2 separate regions of the Homo sapiens genome follow, and region 1 is linked to region 2. The links are chromatin contacts, found by POLR2A ChIA-PET in ENCODE. All regions are on one chromosome and are shown on one strand. The core of a region is the stretch at or near the end of the contact, and the rest is flanking DNA. Distances in the headings are between cores, read along the strand shown. Region 1 has its middle 22 kb from the start of GPR78. Region 2 overlaps ABLIM2 (actin binding LIM protein family member 2).

Region 1 (5,411 bases), core at 2,912-5,411, 480 kb before region 2:
CACTCACCTCCAGCCTCAAACCTGAGAGAAGCCCGGGCCCGGTGGAGAAGCGATTGTACTTACCTCTCTCCAGCTCCATGCACAGTACCCCGCATTGGTAACTGGAGATGGGCTGCAGTGGAAGTATTCACACTGTGGAACCGACAAACATTTCCAACCAAGGCTCCTGTCCTGCGGGGCTGGTTGTTCAACATCTACCAGCACAACACTGTCCAGGCCCCAACCCTCCCCCTAGCTGTGGCCTCTGCAAGGCCAAGTCTGGGGACCCTGAGGCATGGAGGAGGGGTGTACGAATGGCCTGCCTTAAGCTGCTGACAGTGTTGAGGCCCCACACGGCCCTGCAGCCAGCAGGCCAGTAGGAAGGACAAGACCCCAAACCAGATCCGTTTCCAGAGTTAAGGCTTTGCCGTTGATTGTCCTCCATCTGATGCCACAAAGCCAAACCCAGGCCAGGACGGATGCCTGTCCATGGGAGCGAGGGAGGGAGGCTACCTCTCAGCCCCTAGCACAGACAGAAACTAAGCATCTACCAAGCACGGCTCAGGTGCCATCTATTCAGATGGTGGGGCGGGGTGCCGAGGCTCAGAGAGAGTGAAAGGGTGAAAGGGTTTGTGGAGGGCCTGCCTGAATAACTCCAGCCTGTCTGACACTTGTGCCCTCGGAGAGACTCCCTAGATAAGGCTAGAGATGACCTCACCTCCTCAAATACAATGCAATGGCACCTGGTCCACTCTTGACCTCTGGGCTTGTTTAATCATGGGCCTCCCCCTTTAGAGGCAGGGGTAAGGGCTTGAACTTTGTGGTCTCTGCTAGACTCTGAGCCTTTCCAGAGACTGCACATAGTAGGTGCTCAACAAATAATTGTGGAATGAAAGAATAGTTGAAAAAGCCTAGTTCTCACAGCTGGATTATGACGATGGTATCAGTCAGGGTTCAATCAGAGGAGCAGAGCCAGTGGGAGGTTTATCACAAGGGATTTATTGCAAGGAATTGGCTTAGAGGATCACGGAGCCAGTTAGGCGAGTCTGAGGTCTATAGGGCAGGTCATCAGCGGGGCTGGCTGGAAGTTCAGATGGGCTGCAGCTGCTGCCCCCAGGATTGATTCCACTCTTAGGCCTTTCAACTGGCCGGATCAAGCCCACCCGGGTGATCTAGGACAATTTCCTTTAAAGGCAGCTGATTGTGGACTTTAATCACACCCACAGCTGATTATGGACTTTAATCACACCCACAAATACCTTCGGAGCAACACCTGGATTCATGTTCGACTGGATACCTGGGCTCATCGCCTGACCAAGCTGACAGCTAAGACCGACCCTCCCAATGCCCATCAGAGTGAGCTGAAGGCACAGCTCGTCAGCATCACCACTGCCCCTCACTGGGTGCCTGTTTGCCTGCCTGTCTCCTCTCGGGCTCCTTGAGGCTGGGGTCTGTGACTTGGTCTTCCCTCGATCCCAGGAAGTGAGCAGGTGCAAGGGAAATTTGCTGCCCCAAAACATGCAGGATGGTGACTGCCTCGCCCACAGCCCTGCTGCGGGAAGCTACAGCCTGGGAGAGACAGATTGCGGGTCTCTAATTTGGGTGATCCTGTGGTCGGTCGGCACCCCTTCCTGCTGAGGCTGAACCAGCATTTCCAGGGGCCCTGCCATCCACGCCACCAGAGATCTCCCTAAACTACATCAGTTTCTCTTTCCTCTCTTCCCACCCAAACTCACCTGTCCAGGATCTCGTCCCTGAGGCCTGGCTCTCTGCCGGTCAATGAGGGGCACAATGTACACCTTCACGGAGAGCTTCAAGGCCTGATCCATGGCATGAGGTGTGCAGCGTGCTCCCGACTTGGAGCCAGAAGACCCAGCTTTGGGCAGGCTCTGCAACCTGGGTGAGCCCTCACCCTCACTGAGCCTCAGTGTCCCTGTCTGCAAAATGGGGGAAGCAGCACATTCCCTCGGCACAGCCCGACTCTGGAACAACAAACGTATGCCAAGATGCCAAAGATTCTCACCCTCCCCTGCGGCTCGGTGCTGGCCAGGGAAATGGGGGCCGAGCTGTGGCCAGTGAGGGCTGGGCCTGGCTCCACACTCAGGATGATTGAATTCTGCATGGTGGCTCTGGCCGGGCTTCCCGGACAAGCCTGGGTGAGTCAGGAACAAGGCAGGCCTGGGTGGGGCTGGGGGAGGGCAAGAGTGTACAGCATGCCACCATGGCCATTCTAACAACACCTCCCCAGCATGGCACCCCGCCTCTCCACTGCCCCCAGATCCCAACTCCCACCCTGGAAACGTGGAACAATGGGAAACTTCACCCCCTTCCTTGGGGCACAACTGAGGCTAAGGTAGAGAAGGCGACCCGTGACTTCCTGGAAGGCCGGGAAGCAGAGAGCCCAGCTGACCCTCACTGCCCTTCCACGAGTCCCAGCACTGTCCCTGGCCCATTCTTCATCACTGCCGCCTCTCAGTGGGAAAGCCAGCCAAATTCTGTGCCAAGCCAGGAAGCCAGTCCTGGGGACAGGGTGGGCGAGCTAACAGGTAGGTGGCACCAAACATGCCCTGCCTAATCAGTGCCCCCCCACCGCCCCCCAAGCACACCTGAACCAGCTCCCAGGGTCCTCAGGCAGGTGCTGGGTCACAGCAATGATCAAGGAGGGGTGGCCTCTGGGGTGGACAGACAGACAGACCCGGGCACAGGGAGGTGAGGGATCAGGAGGGGCAGATGGGAGGCCCCCAGCCCAACCTTGAGCACTGGGGTGAGCTCTCAATGGTTGGGGCCTGTGCCGAGAGCTGTGGGCCAGGGTGGGAGCTGGGAGCAGGCTGGAGGAGTGACCGTGGCAGAGGGAGCGGCAGGGGTGCCAAACACTGCTGTGGTGGGCTGGGGGCAGCTCGAAGCCTCTTGTTGGAGCTGGATTCCCAAAGCAGCGGGTCAGCGGGGGCAGATGCTTTAAAGGGTCCTGTGCTGAGCGGAGGGTGTGTGGGAGGGGCACAGGTGTCCCAGAGCTGGGGAAGGGCTGCCCCACTTGTCCCGAGGAGAGGACGCCAAGGGCCCGAGCCCGGATGTGGCAGGGAAGGAGGCTCACAGCACCCACTTCACAGATGAGAAAACTGAGGCTGCCAATGGCCCCCGCCCATTTTGGCTGCCTTGTGATCATGTTGGCTCTGGGGTAAGTAACCTCTCTTTCCACATGCCATGAAGGGTTGGCACTCTGAGTACCTTCTTCTTTTCACTAAAAATTCCCTCCCAGAACCCACTTTCCGCTTGTTCACAGGACCCGCTGGCGGGGCCTCCCACCACAGTGAGGAGCCACGAGGGTCCCCTAGTTGGATGCTCAGGTCACACTGCCCTCGGACTTTCTGCACAAAATGCTCAGGCCCCTCCTCACCTCCAGGCCTCGGGACCAGTCACACAAGAAGTACTCTCCGGGTTTGTTTGTTTGTTTTTATAAGAGGAAAAAAATGCCCAACAGAAAACTGACAAAGTAAATGAACAGGAAATTCACCAAAAACAAAAAAACGTAAATACTGTATACAGATGGACCATAGCAAAACTGTGTGAAAGGTGGTCCCGGACAGGCGGGGTGGCTCACGTCTATAATCCCAGCACTTTGGGAGGCCAAGGCGGGTGGATCACATGAGGTCAGGAGTTTGAGACCAGCCTGACTACCATGGTGAAACCCCTTCTCTACTAAAAATACAGAATTAGCCGGGCATGGTGGCGCATGCCTGTAATACCAGCTCCTCGGGAGGCTGAGGCAGGAGAATAGCTTGAACCCAGGAGGCAGAGGTTGCAGTGAGATGAGATTGCGCCACTGCATTCCAGCCTGGTGACAAAAGTAAAACTATCTCAAAAAAAAAAAAAAAAGTGGTCTCAATGTCCTAGTCCTTAAAGATAGGGAAAGAAGAGACAGAGCTCTTCACCATGAGGTTGGTAAAATTGCCTCCCGATGGTGATGGGGAAAATGGACACAGGTTTTTCGCTTGCCCTGCTGGCAGGGAGGGGCAGTCTGGGCATTGATACTAAAAACAGGCTTATCCTTATGCACAATTTTAAATCCATTCCGCAATCATTTACTGAGTGCCTGTAAAGTCTGACAGCTGTTTGTCCAGGAATTTAACACCGAGGAGCCTAGCATAGGAGTCCAATGCTTTGGATGCATAGAGGACGGCGGTGTTTATATAACACACACCTGGAGAGTGGATTCCCTGCCAAGGAAACACCAGGAGCTGTGAGATCCGCGAGCCAGTTCCACATTCATGGGCACAGGAATCTGCCTAGGCTTATGGAGTTGATTTAAAAAATAACACAGGAGATCATACATGGCACATCATATGATCTCACTATGTGTCCACATCTGAGTGTGCACGGGAGGGCTTGGGGTGTGGAGGGGTGTGTGTGTGGAAGGGGGTAACCTTCATGTGCCCAGAGAAGACCTTGAAATCATGTTCATCAAAAGACCAGCGTCCATCTCTCTGGTCACGGGCCTCCATCGATCTCTTTTTCCTCTAATTTTCTGTATATTTCTTTTTACTTCTTTGATATCCCTTCTTTATGATATCCCTAATGCCTTGCTTCCTAATGACATCCCTATGCCATGTTTTAAAATAAAAATGCTATTTTCAAAACAATTTTCTGTATAGTTACCCCCAGAGAACTCGTGGAAAAATACACATCAGCCCTCTTAGGTATTTTCAGTCTTGAAGAACAGCTTGAAATGGTTTCCTCTGCAGGCTGGTGACAGGGCTGGAGTGCCCATGGCAGGCCCCGCCAGCCTCCCCTTGCCAAGAGACACTGGATACGAGGGAGGCAGTCACAGGTGGCCACTCCCAGCAGCTTCCGTCCTGGGTGCAGGCCTGCCCCGGGGGAACCCAGGGCCTCCAAGCACCAGAGCAATCCTTAGGAATTACAGGTGGCCCTTGAATAATGTGGGGTTAGGGGCACCAAACTCCTGGGCAGCCAAAAATCTGTGTATGACTTTTGACTCCCCCAAAACTTTGTGTGTGTCTGTGGTTTTTTTTTTGTTGTTGTTGTTGTTTGTTTTTGTTTTTGTTTTGAGACAGAGTCTTACTTTGTTGCCCAGGTTGGAGTGCAGTGGCCCAATCTCGGCTCACTGCAACCTCAGCCTCCCAGGTTCAAGTGATTCTCCTCCCTCAGCCTCCCAAGTAGCTGGGAGTACTGGTGTGCACCACCACGCCCAGCTAATTTTTGTATTTTTAGTAGAGACGGGGTTTTGCCATGTTAGTCAGGCTGGTCTTGAACTCCTGACCTTAGGTGATCTGTCTGCCTTTGCCTCCCAAAGTGCTGGGATTACAGGTGTGAGCCACCATGCTCGACTGACACCCCCAAAACTTAACTAAGAGCCTACTGCAGGCCAGAAGCCTTACCAATAACATCAACAGTCCCTGAACACAAATATTTACTGT
Region 2 (5,754 bases), core at 3,042-5,541:
TGTGTGCCGAGGGCAAGAGGTGTCCCCTCTCTGGGCCTTTGATGTGGGTGTGGGGCCAGCAGGGGCGTGGGCGGCAGGCTGGCAATTGGGAAAAATGGGCTTGGCCTGGGGAAAAGGGATGGCAAGCAGCTCCATCCGTGCTGAGGAGACCCCACAGCCACTTCTTGGGCCTGGCCGCCCCTGGCTCTTTAGCTCCATCCCCTGGACCTGGGGAGGCCCCACCAGAGTGAGGGATGAAGAGGCAGGAAGGGATGTATGCAGTTCTAAGGTCCCAGGCCCAGGAATGGGGCTTTGGGGTCCTCCACTCTTCCAGCAACAGGGCTTGACCACCTGGGCTGTGGCACGTGGAGCCCCTGTGTCCTTTGCTCCTGCAAGGGTAGTGCTAAGAGGGTGGGTGCCCAAACCAGAGCCCCCGCCCCCTTGCTGGCTGCCTGGGAAACAGGAGAGCCTCGAGGTGAGGCCGGGGTTAAACCCAGGAGCTCCCACTGCTCCCGGGCTGCCTAGGAAACAGGAGAACCCCTGGGTGCGCCTGGGAGGTAAACCCAGGATCCTCGCAGGAGCCCCCGTCCCGCTCTGGGCCCATGGCAGGCCTGTCCCGGTCTAGTCCTGACCGCAGTGCGCTGGGGCCGAACTTGAACGTGTTTTATCTTTTCCAGCGGCTTTTCTTCCTCAGTACAGGTTCCTAAATGAAGCTGCAAGCCAAGTTCGTGGATTTTCAATCACTCTCAAGTTTTGGAGCTCGGTCAGAGTCCTTGTTTCCAAAACTCAGTCTCAGATTTGATCTAGAATCTGAGACTCCCCCCTACTCCCCTGACCCCCAGTTAGACCTGAGGTGCTGCAGAGGGGGTCTGGCTCCTGCACCTGCACCCCCTGAGCTCCAGCTGAGGCTCCAGGAGGCTGCCTGGCACATCCTAGCCACCCCCCAACAACCACCCCCACCATGACCACATCTTGTGGAAGAGGGAGCCTTTTGGGGAAAATAGGAAAGTGGAAGGTTCTAGGAGGGTTATGCCATTGCTGCTGATGGCAGTGCCAACCAGGATGTACGGGCACGTGGCCAGCTGACATTGGGGGGTCCTGGGGCCCCTTCTGCCCTGCTAGGGACATCCTGCCGCTGACAGCTCTAGTCCACAGCCTGTGTCACACAGGACTCTGAGCTGCCATGCGCAGAGCCCGCAAAGCAATGTGGAGCTCCGGATGTGTTTAGAAAGTGAGGATGTGGTTTCCATGGCAACGCTCCTTTTGCACCTTGCTCTCATCTCCACGTGTACTGCTGATAGGAGAATGAGGGGGCCGAGGCAGGTGTGAGGTTCACATCCCCTCTGCAGTTTGGAGCTCAAGGTCAAGGGAGCTTCTTGGCAGGGGAGGGCGCCGGCCAATATGGTAGGAGGCAGAGTGGCGGAGATGCCCATAAAGGCATCACAGAGGGAGCAGGCCACCCGTGAGGGGACCACCTGGCAACAACAGCAGTGGCAGTGAGAGCAGAGGTGGGCCCACCTCACCGGTCAACGTGTGTGCATTTATTCACGGATCACACGTGCCCTCATTCCAGGGGCACAGAGAGGTGAAGTGACTTCCCCAGGTCACAGCCGGTGGGGGGCATTGCTGGGATCTGACCGCTGCTGTCTGCTGTCTGTCCTCTGGTCGACACACAGCCCCATGTGCTGTGCTCCCTTGACATGCAGAGAAGCCAACAGAGGCTTGGAGCCGGGGATCTCAGCTCCAGCACCATTCACATGTGGGGCCAGAGAGCCCTGTTGAGGGCGGCTGTCCTGGCACGGTTAGCATCCTGTGTCCACTGCCCACTAGATGCCTGGAACCCCCTCCAAGTTATGACAATCAAAAGGGTCGCCAGACATTGCCAAATGTCTCTTGGGCAAAAGTGCCCCAAGTTGAGAGCCACTGATGCAGAGCTTTGCAAAATGTGCCTCATCACCTGCTAAGTGGGGGAAGCCAGGAGGCTAAGTCAGGGCTGTGCGTCGTCTGACTCTGCAGAGACACAGGAAGGAGCGCGGCAGATTGGGTGATGTGGGGGTCGCCTCCTGGACTTGAGAAGGGCGGAGGCATCCTCTCACTTTGGTTCCCATTCATTCATTCATTCATTCCCCACGTGTTTCTCAAGCCCACAGCCTCTGCTGGGCATCCAGGGTCCTGAAATGAGTAAGAGGCCCCCCTTTCCCTCAGAGTTTGAATCTGCTCTCTGGCTGTTTTCCAAAGTAGCATGTGAATGTGCACAGTGTGGTCACTTAGGAAATCCTGAGCTTGACCAACGGCTTTGTGAGTGTTCGTTTGTTTTAATTGTTAAAAACAATATGACTCAGGTCTCTGCCAAAAGAAACTAATGAAGCCACGCAGGGAAGCAGCCTCTGCTGAGCTCTCACCGCACAGCAGGCCCACAGGGGGTCTCGCCGATGCTCACTGTTCACCCGGGATGCGCAAGGCTTTGGGCCAGGTCTTCTGTGTAAATTAGCACTGGATCCGGGCAGGCACCAAGTGAGGAGGTGATCACCCCACCCCACGATGAGGAAATGGGGGCTCCCGCAGGAGGAATACGCTCAGTGTGACCCAGCGCATAGTGGGGGCCAGGATTTGTACCCAGCACGTCGGGCCCTGGGGCCACCTTCTTTCCATCTTGGGTAGAGGTTTCCTTGGGCACGAGGGGTCCCTGCTTGGTCTGTGAATTACTCAGGGGCTCCTGCAGGCGGCAAGGCCCTGTTTGTCAGACACCCTCTTCCTCCCTGTCCATTACGGGGTCCGAGGCCCTTCCCTTGTCATGCCCCCAACACACAACCACACCCTTAAACACACGCAGACACACACTTCGACAAACACACAGACACACTCTCACGTGCAGACATATTCGCACATGCAGACACAAACACATACGTAGACACACTCACGCACCAGTCACACACACTGACGCACATTCAGCTATGACAGGTGCAGGTCCCTGGAGTGAGGACGTGTGTGATCCATGAATCAATGCACACCTGGGTGGTTGACTCAGTGGGCCCTGCTCCGTCCCAGTTGCTGCTGTTGTCACCAGGTGTTCACCTTGTGAGAGGCCCTTTCCCTTGGGGATGCTGTCACAGCGTCTCTGCCGCTCTGCCTCCCACTCCCCGCCCCTGACCTCATATATTCACAGGAAGACTCACAGGAAGACTCAGGTGACATACAAATGCTCACAGTCCCATAAGACACATCCACATACTTAGACAGTCACACCCTATGCACACAGATGCACATGCACTCACACGCACCCCGCTCAGGCTCGTGCACCAGGCTCTCCCCAGCTCCCCAGCCTGCTCCACCCGCTCTGCCAGGGGAGCATGCCCATGATGCTGGCTGTGGAGCCCCCGGTATGGTGGCTCATAGGGTGGAGGGATTGTGGGCCGCTGGCTCAGGGCAGGGCCAAAACCTGGAGGCCCTGTGCACAAAGACCAGGCCCTGGGACACAGGACAAGTGAGCAGGGCAGGCACGGCTGGGAAGGACAGAGAGGGCACCAGGAGGCCAGGCAGGGTCCCACGAGGCTGGTGGCCACGGGGTGGAGAGCGCCAGTCACCGTAGGGATGGCAGAAAGAGAGAAGGTGGGTTTGGCTGGCTGGGTGTGGCGGGAGAGCTCCCAGGGCTGACGGGGTTGGGGGCTGGGGGCTGGCTCGGCCCTCTCTAATATGGTCCATTTCCCTTTGGGGGGCACATCGAGTCACAGTTGGGTTCAACCTGGTACGTCTCGGTGCCAGGAGCCAACTCCGCTCTCCTGCAAGACAGGACCTCTGTTTCTTCATCTAGGTTTCCCCAGCTCATAGCCCAGGCTGCATGCAGTCAGTGCTCAATGCATGCAGGGTCAAACTTCCCCAGTTGCCTTCCCTATGCTCCAGAGACTGCTGTGTAAGAGACTCCTCCAAGCACACTCGCTGTGGCTGCTGGTCTGTCCCGCCCCTCCCGGCTGCCCCAGGGGCCTTCACGGAGTGTGGAGAGCAGGAGGCCTCCCCAACACCTCTCACAATGGTGGGGGTGTCTGTGTTCTCTTCTCTTTCTTCCAGGTTGTGGGGGCTGCGGCACAGAAATCAAGAATGGCCAGGCCCTGGTAGCCTTGGACAAGCACTGGCACTTGGGCTGTTTTAAGTGCAAGAGCTGTGGGAAGCTCCTGAATGCCGAGTACATCAGCAAGTAAGTGGGGGGAGGGCTCTAGTGAGAGCCTCCGCTCAGGCTTCCCTACTCTGTGGGGGTCCCACACTCTGCACGTGTCCCCAGCGCCACCCTCTCTGTGTCTCTCCTATTCCTCACACAGCTACTACTGCCCTGCTGCTGGGTGAGAAGCATGGCTCAGAGCTCAGCGAATTTGTCCCAACAGCCTTATGTCCCCCTTCCCTGGCCAGCCCTGGCTTCTCTAACGGCATTTGCAGCATCCGGCTCCTTTTTTTGGATGAGAAGCAGAGCTACCAGGGCTGCCAGTGCTGAGTTTTTGAAGTGCCTTCCCTCCCCGTCGCAGTCCCCCTCCACCATCCCCATGGGATCAGCTGCCTTTCCGGCGCCTGGATGTCCTGCAGGAGGTGAAGCAATGTCAGCAGAAGCCAGCATGGAGATGAGGAGAGGGGGCTGACCCATCCCAGGTGTCAGGGCTGGGGCCCCACAGCCACGCACTCTGTCTTCTGCAGAGCGGGGGCCCCTGGGGCAGCTGCCATCGACACCAAACATGTCCCACAAATGTGCAGTCACACTGGGGTGGTGGCCGATTTGGGAACCAGGGAAGGCTTCTGGGAAGATAATGGCCTTGAATGGAGGCAGCTCAGGGCCAGGAGCTGGGGGTCGGTTTTAACCCTGGGGGATTGGGGACCTGAGGCAGGCAAGCCTTCCGCATGGTGCAGGTGAGGGGCGAATATGTGGACGAGCTGAAGGCGGGCAGCTCCTCTGAGCGCAGAGGGCCCCTTCCTGGGAGCTAGAGGGTCTTCTGGCCACTTTTATCTATGCTGTGCTTGTTCTCAATGCCCAATGGGAACAAAATCATCACAGGAATTGATGGGGATGAAAAACGCCCTGTGATAAAACTGCATGGAGTGAGGCGCGCGCACACACACACACACGCACGCACGCATATGCATGCACATTCGAGCACATGTCACACGGAACCTGAATCACGTCGGTGGATGTGCCCGTGTTGACTTCCTGGCTGAGGGTGTATACTAATTCTGCATCACCACTGGGGGAAACTAGGCGAAGGGTACATGGGACCTCTCTGTATTGTTTCTTACAACTGCTGGGGAATCTGCAATGATCTTCAAGACATCATTTTAAGTAAAACCTCCAAACCAAGGTGAGCTTGCACCCAGGGTGAGGGACCTGTGCGGTGCATGAGTTTCCCCGCCTGTGTCACGGTCATCCAGGGACCGCCCGGTGTGGTGCACGCAGCACTTTAATATAAAATGAAAATGCCCAGCCCCGTGCAGGCGGCAGGCCCCTCCCGCAGCGTTGGCAGCTCACCCACACCGTGCATGTTACTTAGCAGCCTCCAGAGCTGTCCCAGAATTGACAAGGAGGGCGTTGGTGTTGCCATGGAGATGTTATCTTTAACTTCCCATTTGCTGCAAATAACACTCGTTTGTGGGTTATTACGGGAGTCCTGAGGTCAGCGGCATTTGGAAGTAAGCCTGAGGACTCATTGTATGTCTCCCCCTCACATGGAAGGAAGGGCTGCCACTCTCTGAGCGATGGCTTATCCCAGCTGTGGGCCACTTCCAGGCCGCAGCCAGAGA

Evidence for each region. ChIA-PET counts read pairs that join two places held with the same protein, here RNA polymerase II (POLR2A).
Region 1: POLR2A ChIA-PET joins it to region 2 with 11 read pairs in A673. The contact joins two enhancer-like sites. POLR2A ChIA-PET finds 5 or more read pairs at or near these places in 2 of 52 experiments (A673 and WTC11).

Annotation. Positions count from the first base shown.
Region 1 is chr4:8,555,286-8,560,696 of GRCh38, reverse strand. No RefSeq gene overlaps it. Among named protein-coding and RNA genes, the nearest start is that of GPR78, 22 kb to the left of the region's middle. RefSeq lists an enhancer at 12-726. Within about 2 kb of position 4,161, at least 2 of the 41 ENCODE cell types and tissues checked have a DNase peak (open chromatin) inside an H3K27ac peak, as active enhancers do.
Region 2 is chr4:8,079,093-8,084,846 of GRCh38, reverse strand. It overlaps ABLIM2 (actin binding LIM protein family member 2), which reads left to right. Exons shown (of 21, transcript NM_001130083.2): 5 at 4,045-4,171. Among named protein-coding and RNA genes, the nearest start is that of MIR95, 77 kb to the right of the region's middle. RefSeq lists an enhancer at 5,622-5,754. Within about 2 kb of position 4,291, at least 3 of the 41 ENCODE cell types and tissues checked have a DNase peak (open chromatin) inside an H3K27ac peak, as active enhancers do.